2 separate regions of the Homo sapiens genome follow, and region 1 is linked to region 2. Evidence: chromatin contacts called from ENCODE Hi-C or POLR2A ChIA-PET data. All regions are on one chromosome and are shown on one strand. Each heading gives the region's core, a stretch centred on a gene start or an enhancer-like site at or near the end of the contact. The rest is flanking DNA. Distances are from core to core; before and after follow the strand shown. Region 1 has its middle 33 kb from the start of MIR1587. Region 2 has its middle 20 kb from the start of MIR1587.

Region 1 (4,247 bases), core at 1,518-4,017, 52 kb before region 2:
GGAGAGGCACCTACCCCAATAGGGCCTGCTGTGTCGGCTTGGGTTGACGCCTTTTCTAGAGGAGGTGACATCTGAGCAGGATGGTGAATGACGAGTAGGAGTTGACCAGAATAGGAGGGGGTGGTGAAGAGGCTGGAGCATGAGGGAAGTGGTGAGGGGAAGGGAGAGAAGGATGGACGGAGTGCTGGGACCACATTTGCCAGGCCTGTCAGGGAACTGGGATTGATGGTTTGATTGGTTTTCCCTTCCCTTTGTCCAGGACATCAGGAAATGCCTAGATTTTGGTGTGTGGCGGTGGGCGGGTACGGGGCTAAGAATATATACCAGGTGGCTGTGGAAAGAGAGAGGTGGGTGGGGGAAGGAGAAGAGGGAGAAGGAGGACAAAGAAGGGAAAAGAGGAGGGAGAGAGGAAGGGGGGAAGAGAAAGGAGGAGAAAGAGAAGAAGAAGGGGGAAGACGAAAAAGAGGAAGGCCGGGCGCGGTGGCTCATACCTGTAATCCCAGCACTTTGGAAGGCCGAGGCAGGTGGATCACCTGAGGTCAGGAGTTTGAGACCAGCCTGGCTGACACGGTGAAACCTCGTCTCTACTAAAAATATAGAAAATTAGCCAGGTGTAGTGGGGTGTGCCTGTAATCCCAGCTACTTGGGAGGCTGAGGTGGGAGAATCACTTGGACCCGGGAGGCAGAGGCTGCAGTGAGCCAAGATCGTGCCACAGCACTCCAGCCTGGGCAACAGAGTGAGATCCTGTCTCAAAAAAAAAAAAAAAAAAAAAAAAAAAGAACAGAAGGAGAAAGAGGGAAAGAGGAGGGGGAAAAGCAAGAGAAGAATGAGAAAGTGGAGTAGGAAGAGAGAGGTAAAAGAAGAGGCTTCTAGGACAAAGGACTTTTTCATAATGTGGCCTTGAGCCAGCCTGGGCACCTTGACTAATCTGAAAGCCTTTGCTTTGGGGACCTTCCCTTGCCTGTTTATGTCCTGTAATTGCTCATTTATTCATCCATTCCATCCACAGGTACTTACTGTTTGGCCTCTACTTCCTTATATGTTAACTTAAGGTTTTCTTTGCATGTTTTTTCACTTTAACAAATAGATATTGGGATACAGCGTAACAAATACAAGTGAATCTACTGGCCAATGGAACAGCGTATTTGAGATCTGTAGTCCAGTGTGTTCACTGCTGCATTTTCCTTCCCTCCCTCCTTCCATCAGCCCACCCACTCTCACTTAGCAAGTTTTGGCTTGAGAGCTTGCTCCGTGCCGGGAATAGGACGTGGCAGTTCATGTGCTCAGTATCAGCTAGGATTAGCTTTGGCTGAGAGTAACCAAAAAACCCCACATGACATTGGTATGTCCAAGATAGCATTCACTTTATCCCTCGTGTTCAGAAGGTCCAGATTTAGGCAGTGCCAGGAAGCGCTGGCATTGTACAGGGTTAGGGACACCGGCTCCTTGTTGTCTGCCAGGTATGGCTTCTAACATGGTTGAAAACCATGTCTCAGCTACGTGCAGTGGCTCATACCTGTAATCCCAGCAGTTTGGGAGGCCAAGGTGGGAGGATCCTTTGAGCCCAGGGGTTCAAGACCAGCCTGGGCAACATTAGCGAGAGACTCCATCTCTAAAAAAAAATAAGCCAGGTGCGATGGCACATGCCTGTGGTCCAAGCTACTAGGGAGGCTGAGGTAGGAGGATCTTTTGAGCCCAGGAGGTCGAGGATACAGTGAACCATGGTCACACCACTGCATTCCGGCCTGGATGACAGAGCAGGATCCTGTCTCAAACAACAACAAATAAAATACCATATCTAGACTTTCTTTGACAGTCCTCCCAACCAGGTGGAGCCTAATTCTCCTCTGAATATGGACCAGACATTTCCAATGAATTGAATGAACCAGAGGTGATGCTGTGAGGCCAGGTTGGAAAAGGTGATATGGCTTTCACCTCTCTCTCTCTCTCACTCCTTCTCCCCCTCGCCCTCTCTCCCTCTCTCCCTCTCTCCCTCCCTCCCACATGTCTTTGAAGCACTGAGCTGCCATTTAAGAATTTGGCTACCCTGAAGCTGCCATGTTGGAGAGAGATGCCCAAGGTATCCCAGATATTCTATTCTGCACAATCCACTCCCCACCCCTGCCAGTCTTCACAGCCCAGCTGCCAGACACGTGACTCTGCCCCGACACACATTTCTGCCCCTTCTGGAGCCTGCTAAGCCCACCACCCCACTTGGAGACAGCCTTCTTTTTTTTTTTTTTTTTTTTTTTTGAGACGGAGTTTCATTCTCGCTCTGTTGCCCAGGCTGGAGTGCAGTGGCACGATCTCAGCTCACTGCAAGCTCCGCCTCCCAGGTTCACACCATTCTCCTGCCTCAGCCTCCCGACTAGCTGGGACTACAGGCGCCCGCCACCATGCCCGGCTAATTTTTTGTATTTTTAGTAGGGACGGGGTATCACCATGTTAGCCAGGATAGTCTCGATCTCCTGACCTCGTGATCCGCCCACCTTGGCCTCCCAAAGTGCTGGGATTACAGGCATGAGCCACCGCGCCCCTTCGGAGATAGCCTTCTTGAGGGTAGAGGTCTCCCTAGAGCCTGCAATGGGGCCCTCTGGGGTCCTGAGGACACCGACATGCCTGCTGCCTGGGTTGGCAGCTGCTCACCATCTTTGCACTATCTTCTTACTGACAGCCCCCAGGTGACTCAGAACGTGTGGTTGACGTGGAGCCACTCAATTTCCTGCCTCGCCTCTCCTCTGGCCTCCTGGCTTGCAACCAAGTCTTCCTATCTGGGGGGTTGAGGGTGCTGTGGCTTCACACTGGCTTTCTCAGCTCCTCCCTCTCCTGCAGGGACTAGGTTGGCGGATCAAGGGAGGAGGAACAGTGGCCCTCATCCCTTCCAGTGCAGTGGGAATGGCACTAGATTGGAGATCTAGGCTGTCATCCAGGCTCTGCCACTAACTGGCTCCTGAGACTTGGTAAATCCCTTTACCCCTGGTCACAGTTTTCTTATCTACAAAGCCTTCATAGATTGAGGCTTTGTAATGCTCTAGTACAGTCATGTGTCACTTAATGAAGGGGATATGTTCTGAAAAATGTTTGGTTAGGGGATTTCGTCATTGTATGAACATCATAGCATATATTTCTACGAGCCTATGTGGTATAGCTTACTACACACTTAGGCTACATGGTATAGCCTGTTGTTCCTAGGCTACAAACCTGTACAGCATGTACTGTACTGAATACTGCAGGTAATTGTTATACAGTGGTATTTGTGTATCTAAACATCTCTACACATAGAAAAGTTACAGTAAAAATACAGTATTATAATATTACGGGACCACTGTCGTATATACAATATGTTGTTGACTGGTACGTCATTATGTGGTGCATACTTGTATTTATTGAGTGTCCACACTATCCTGGGGTTAGGCTCTTTGGAGGATCCCAAAGAAATTATATCATTTAGTGATTTTTCCATTGTGAACCCAACCCAATTCAATATTAGCAAAAGGGGAAATTGATTGGTTTATGTTACTGAATGGTCCAGAGGTAACCTACTTCAGGTATGGCTTCATCTAGGGCTTAAATGATGCCACCAGCACCCATTATCTGCTCTGTTTCCTCTGGATGGGTTTCATGGTTACACACAGTAGTGGTTCCCTGCCCCCACCCCCCAACCCCATCCAGATTCCTGGAACTTCCAGCCCCCATTCCTGCCACCTGCCCACCCAATTGTAGCTGCTCTACTCTAGAACTCACATGCTGTACAACCAAACCCAGCCCAGAAGAGAGACCCTGTGTTCCAGCATTCCCATCAAGAATCCTGATATTCACTCTGATTGGACCAATTTGGTCATGTGTATCTTCCCTTTTGAATTAAGCCAATCTGGTTGATCCCTAGAGCTGGATGTGCAGCCAACTCCAACTCCCTAAACTGCCTGGCTGGGAGAGGGAGGAAATAGATACTGGCCACTTGTGTGTGTGTGTGTGTGTGTGTGTGCGTGTGTGTGTGTTAGGATGGGGGTGGCTTATTCTTAAAGATCTTACTCAGAAAGGAGGCTGAGGCAGGAGGATCACTTGAGCCCAGGAGGTCAAGGCTGCCATGAGGTGTGAATGTGTCATTATACTCCAGCCTGGTCAACAGAGAAAGACACTGTCTCGAAAAAAAAAAAAAAAAGCGAATTTATGATTTACACTCAGGATGCAGAAAGCATGACTTGAACGATCCTTCCTTGTGAAATTTGACAAAGGGAAAACTCCA
Region 2 (4,491 bases), core at 23-2,522:
GTCTGGTCCTCAGGAGACCCATGGCCCCCTTGGGCACACAGTAGCCATCTGCACGGAGTAGGTGGCTACCACATCTTTGTGGAATAATGGAATCAATGACTGGATAGCTCAGTGGTCTTGGGCCAGGCCCACATCCCTTCTGTACTTGCAAGTGGAAAAGGACTCTGGACCCTTTCCAACTGCAATGTGTCTGTCTCTGGTGGTGGAGGCCCTTCGGTATCTTTTTTGATTCCATGTCTACCTTCTAGGAGCTCAAAGACTGAAATAACCAGAATCCAGGGTGTCAAGCATCCCCATAGAGATGGGGACTGATGTGGTATAGTTCATTCCCCTCATCCACACACTAAGAAGCTACAACAGAGAAAAGCTTGACTGAGGTCATGAGACCAGGGTTCAGAGTTCCCCTCACTGATACCCCCTTACCCCCACACAAAAGGACAGTGGCAGCCATGCAAGGGCACTGCCCAGACCTCCCTTCAGCGGAAAAGTTTCTGGAAGAAGTGTCATGGTTTGCTAGCCTCTGGCTGTGGCACCTTCGGGATCTGCTGCAGCATTCTTGCTGAGGCCACCCTCCCCAGGCTGTTCCCGCCCGATGACAGAGCATAGCAGGGGGACTAGAGCTGGGTCATTACTGCCTGACACAGGAAGTTTCTGATGGGCAGTCTGTGCTCTGGGGCTCCCCATCGGCCTGGCTGAGGCTTTCTCAGAGCTGCGCTGCCGGCTGAGGCTCTCCCTACCCACCCCTCCTTCCTTCCCCTCTCCTTCTGCAGGGGTCAGAGCTGCCTCCCGGTCTGAAGTCCCCCCCCCCCCTTTATCCTTCTTAAAAATCTCCCCCAATACATCTCTCACACTTACTCTCTCTTGGTGTCCTCTACCTGGAGGACTCAAATTGCCACAGGGACTAACACGTAGACTCCCATGCCCTCCGGTATTTTAGGCGGGACCCTTGTGTGTTCAGGAGCATGTAAAGAGCCAAGGGTGGAGCTAGGAGCCCTCAGCTACTCCTTTACCCCATTCCAGAAGGTTCCAGGCTCTACACACTCCCCTGTACCCATCTAGGGCTAGGTGGCCAGCTGTCACACTCTGGCAGTAATGCTGCTCATGACTTGTATTTATTCTTCAAGTTGCTCCTGGGTATATTAGGGCCCATCTCTGCCCAGGTCCCTTGCCAGCAAAAAGGCTGGTTCTTACTCACCAGCTTGCCCTGTTGCTCTGGGAAGTCAGTCCCACGGCCAGACCGCCCTCTTTTCACACGGCCACTCTGAGCACCAATGTGAGAGGCAAATGCCAGCCCTGCAAATCTGTACATGGAATCAGAGGCTCTCCAGACTCACGTCCAAAGGTGCATGGGCGGGGCGAGCCAGGAGACGGGGGAGCCCTGCTCAGTCACAGACACAGATGACATGAAATCAGATGGAGGATAAAAAGCATCACTGGAAAACAAAGGAACTGCTAGAGTCCGTGCCTGCTCGAGAAAAAGCAGTCATCAGCCCAAAGATGGATGAAGTGGAGGGCTGTTATTTTTAAGGTGGGGGCAGAGGTCATTAGCTTGAAGAATGTGTCATATTTGGCATCGGGAGGGTGGTTATGTGAGGCTGGAAAGCAAAGCCTGGTCCGCTCGCTCTCTGGCCAGGGAGATACTATTCCCTGGGGAAAAAGGACAGGCCCTCAACTAGCAGAGAGTGGCATGGAGGAATGTGTCCCCCAACCTTTCTAGAAGACAATAAATCTGTGAATTCTTCTCATTGGCAGGGCTGAAGGTTCATGGGACTGAGGCCAGCACCCAGTGGTGGCCTGGGCTGTAGAACTTCAGAAACAGCTAGTGCTACCCCTGTAGGCTAATTGTTTTTTCCAGAACCAAACTTTACTTGGCAGCACTAGGCTATAGCTCCATGGGCAGGGGTTTTGGGAACGGTGCCTTTGGTCATAGGGTATCAGGGTTATCTACAAACCCTCCTGTTTCTGGGAAACCAGCCTGAAGTCCTCATGCCCTCTGCAGCCAGAGGCCACTGGGCGCTGTGGTTCTGCCAGCTTTGGGGTGAGCAGAGGCAGAGACAATGGGGGAGAAACTCTATGAGGACAATGCCTGCCCAGCCTGAAACATCGCTAACAGATGGAAGGATGCAAACAGCAGCATGCCAAGCCTTCAGAGAGCTGGGAGCTCTGCCTGTGATTCAGGGAAGCTCTGATTCAGAGCTCTGAGCGCGTTGTCGCCCGGTGTCCTCAGGATGAAAGGCCTGCTTGGGGGGCTCCTCTAGTCCATCCCTCCCGGCTCCACCACCTCAAACTCTGCCTTCCAGCAGCAATTTCTTCCAGTTCTCCGGGCTTTGCGAGGCTTTTGCTGGGGCTGTACCCTCAAGCCTAAAACCCTCTGACTCCTAAAACTATCTGACTCCTACAACTATCTGACTCCTACTCATCCTTTCGCTTTCAGCTTAAGCTCCAGGAAGTATGGGCAACCCCCACAGTAAACAAAGCCAAACGTTTTCTTTATCTGGAGCCTTTACTATGCTAATGTACATTGTGAATCTTCCGGAGGTTGGTGGGTGGGGGGCAGTGGAGAGGCCGCCAATCTTTCCAGAAGTATTTGGCCCCAAGAGGCCTCCTACCCCCACGTCTATTAACCCTCTCCCAGAACGAGGTGAGGAGGAGGAGCTTGGGAAATGCTCCTCCAAGAGAAGCAGAGCGGAGGCAAAACCCCTCTTGTGGGGAGGTACAGTCCCTTCTGCCCTCCTGTACCCTGCGGATAAACTTACCCCCTGGAAGGAGAAACCAGAATAGCAGCCCAATCTCTTCTTAATGCAGCTGCAGGGTCAGATCCAAGTTTGGGGGCCTAAAAGTTACGTGAATTTTGGGGCCTTCTTGAAGAAAAACAGTGCAGAGGTACAAATGATAACTGCTAGGACCCTACCAGGGCCTTGGAAGGGGACTGTGCGAGTCAAGGCCCTGAACTTTAAGCTTTATTAGCCTCGAGGTAAAATCCACACCTGTGCAGAGGCTTAATTCTGGACATAGGTGTAGCTAAGACACATCCCTCTCCACATCACGTTTAGGTCAACTGGACGGTCTTGGATGGCCCTCCTTTGACTCTGGTATATCTCTGCCAGGCTCCGGCTGGCCTGCCTGCCTCTAGGCCCACAGCCAGCCTGTGGTTTGTTCTACTGGGCCAGCCATGCAGGTGAGTGGTCTCTGGCACATCCTCTTCAAGCCAGCAGACTGGTAGGGGCAGCACCATATTGGCCGGGCAGATCTATTTGCCCTCCCCTCACCCCATCCACTTTCTGTGCCCAGGAGGCTGATCCTTGATCCTTGGGGACTGGATCCCTTGGGCTGCCTTGACCACTGGCTTCTGGTTGGCTTGGCCAATGGGAGGCAGGTAGGAGGAGTCAGAGGTTGGGTATTTATTTCCACAGCTGGGCTGCCCTTTTGGTGGTGGCTGCGTTCCTCGTCCCATAGCAGCCCTCACCTACAGCTCTTTCCAGGTTCTGCTAACAGCCCCCACTCCTGGCTCCCTCAGTCCAGGGAGTGGTGGCAGCTTCCCATTGTTGCTAGTCCCAGGGTACTTCCCTATCCCTTGTGGTTTCTGTAATCTGCCCACAACTCTGTAAATAGTCCCTTTACAAACTCTTGTCAGTTAACCCTCTTGCTGAGTCTGCCATCCATTGCTACTGGGGCCCTGACTCACAGCACAAGTGGTACCCATGGGCAGTCCCTAAGTCATCCCACCAATCACAGACAAGATATCCTGAGTTCCCCACTGGTCAATTTGAATATGCAAATGTTAGGCATCTGTCCCTGGGGGTAAGCTTTCCACAGCAGTCTAGACCCTGGCGGTGGACTCCCTGATTCACCTATCTGCACTGTGGCACTTAGCACTAAACTGTGTGGGCTCCTCCTTCCTCAGTGTTCAGATTAGGTTATGGGAAGAACATAACCCCTTCCTCCCCCAACTTTCTGTGTTGTTTTGGGTGAGAGCGGACATTATAATTTTGGGGAATGTGATAGAACTGCCCAGAGTACATGAAATCAGCCACATAAATTATTGAACTTAAATGATGATTCTGGTGATGTGCTAGTAAATGTTTAACAACTGGCTCCCTGCCCCCCAAGCCCTGACTTGTAGTATCTGCTGATTTCCATGATGCAAATACTCCCACCACAGCCAGTCTCAAGCTGCCCACGTGATGGTGCTGACCATGGAGTTGAAAAGACACGGACACAGCATTACATAGTATTTCTTTCTTTTTTCTTTTTTTTTTTGACACAGAGTCTCACCCTCTCACCCAGGCTGGAGTGCAATGGTGTGGTCTCAGCTCACTACAACCTCCGCCTCCCGGGTTCAAGCGATTCGCCTGCCTCAGCCTCCAGAGTAGCTGGGACTACAGGTGCCCGCCACCACACCTGGCTAATTTTTGTATTTTTAGTAGAGAGGGGGTTTCATTATGTTGGCCAGGCTGGTCTCGAACTCCTGACCTCGTGATCCACCTGCCT

What was found. A loop is a pair of places that touch in the nucleus more often than their neighbours do. ChIA-PET counts read pairs that join two places held with the same protein, here RNA polymerase II (POLR2A). Pooled maps may share reads with other maps.
Region 1: a loop to region 2 is called in a map of CD4-positive, alpha-beta memory T cell, with 3 times the contacts of the local background. The contact joins two enhancer-like sites. A Hi-C loop is called at or near these places in 4 of 168 maps with a recorded cell type or tissue (CD4-positive, alpha-beta T cell, CD4-positive, alpha-beta memory T cell, Right ventricle myocardium inferior and 1 more), 10 of 37 single-sample maps with no recorded cell type and 14 of 50 pooled maps. POLR2A ChIA-PET finds 5 or more read pairs at or near these places in 10 of 52 experiments (A673, HepG2, T-cell and 6 more).

The regions. Positions count from the first base shown.
Region 1 is chrX:39,868,896-39,873,142 of GRCh38, reverse strand. No RefSeq gene overlaps it. Among named protein-coding and RNA genes, the nearest start is that of MIR1587, 33 kb to the right of the region's middle. Within about 2 kb of position 2,767, at least 2 of the 41 ENCODE cell types and tissues checked have a DNase peak (open chromatin) inside an H3K27ac peak, as active enhancers do.
Region 2 is chrX:39,815,037-39,819,527 of GRCh38, reverse strand. No RefSeq gene overlaps it. Among named protein-coding and RNA genes, the nearest start is that of MIR1587, 20 kb to the left of the region's middle. RefSeq lists enhancers at 1,014-1,931, 1,932-2,847. Within about 2 kb of position 1,272, at least 5 of the 41 ENCODE cell types and tissues checked have a DNase peak (open chromatin) inside an H3K27ac peak, as active enhancers do.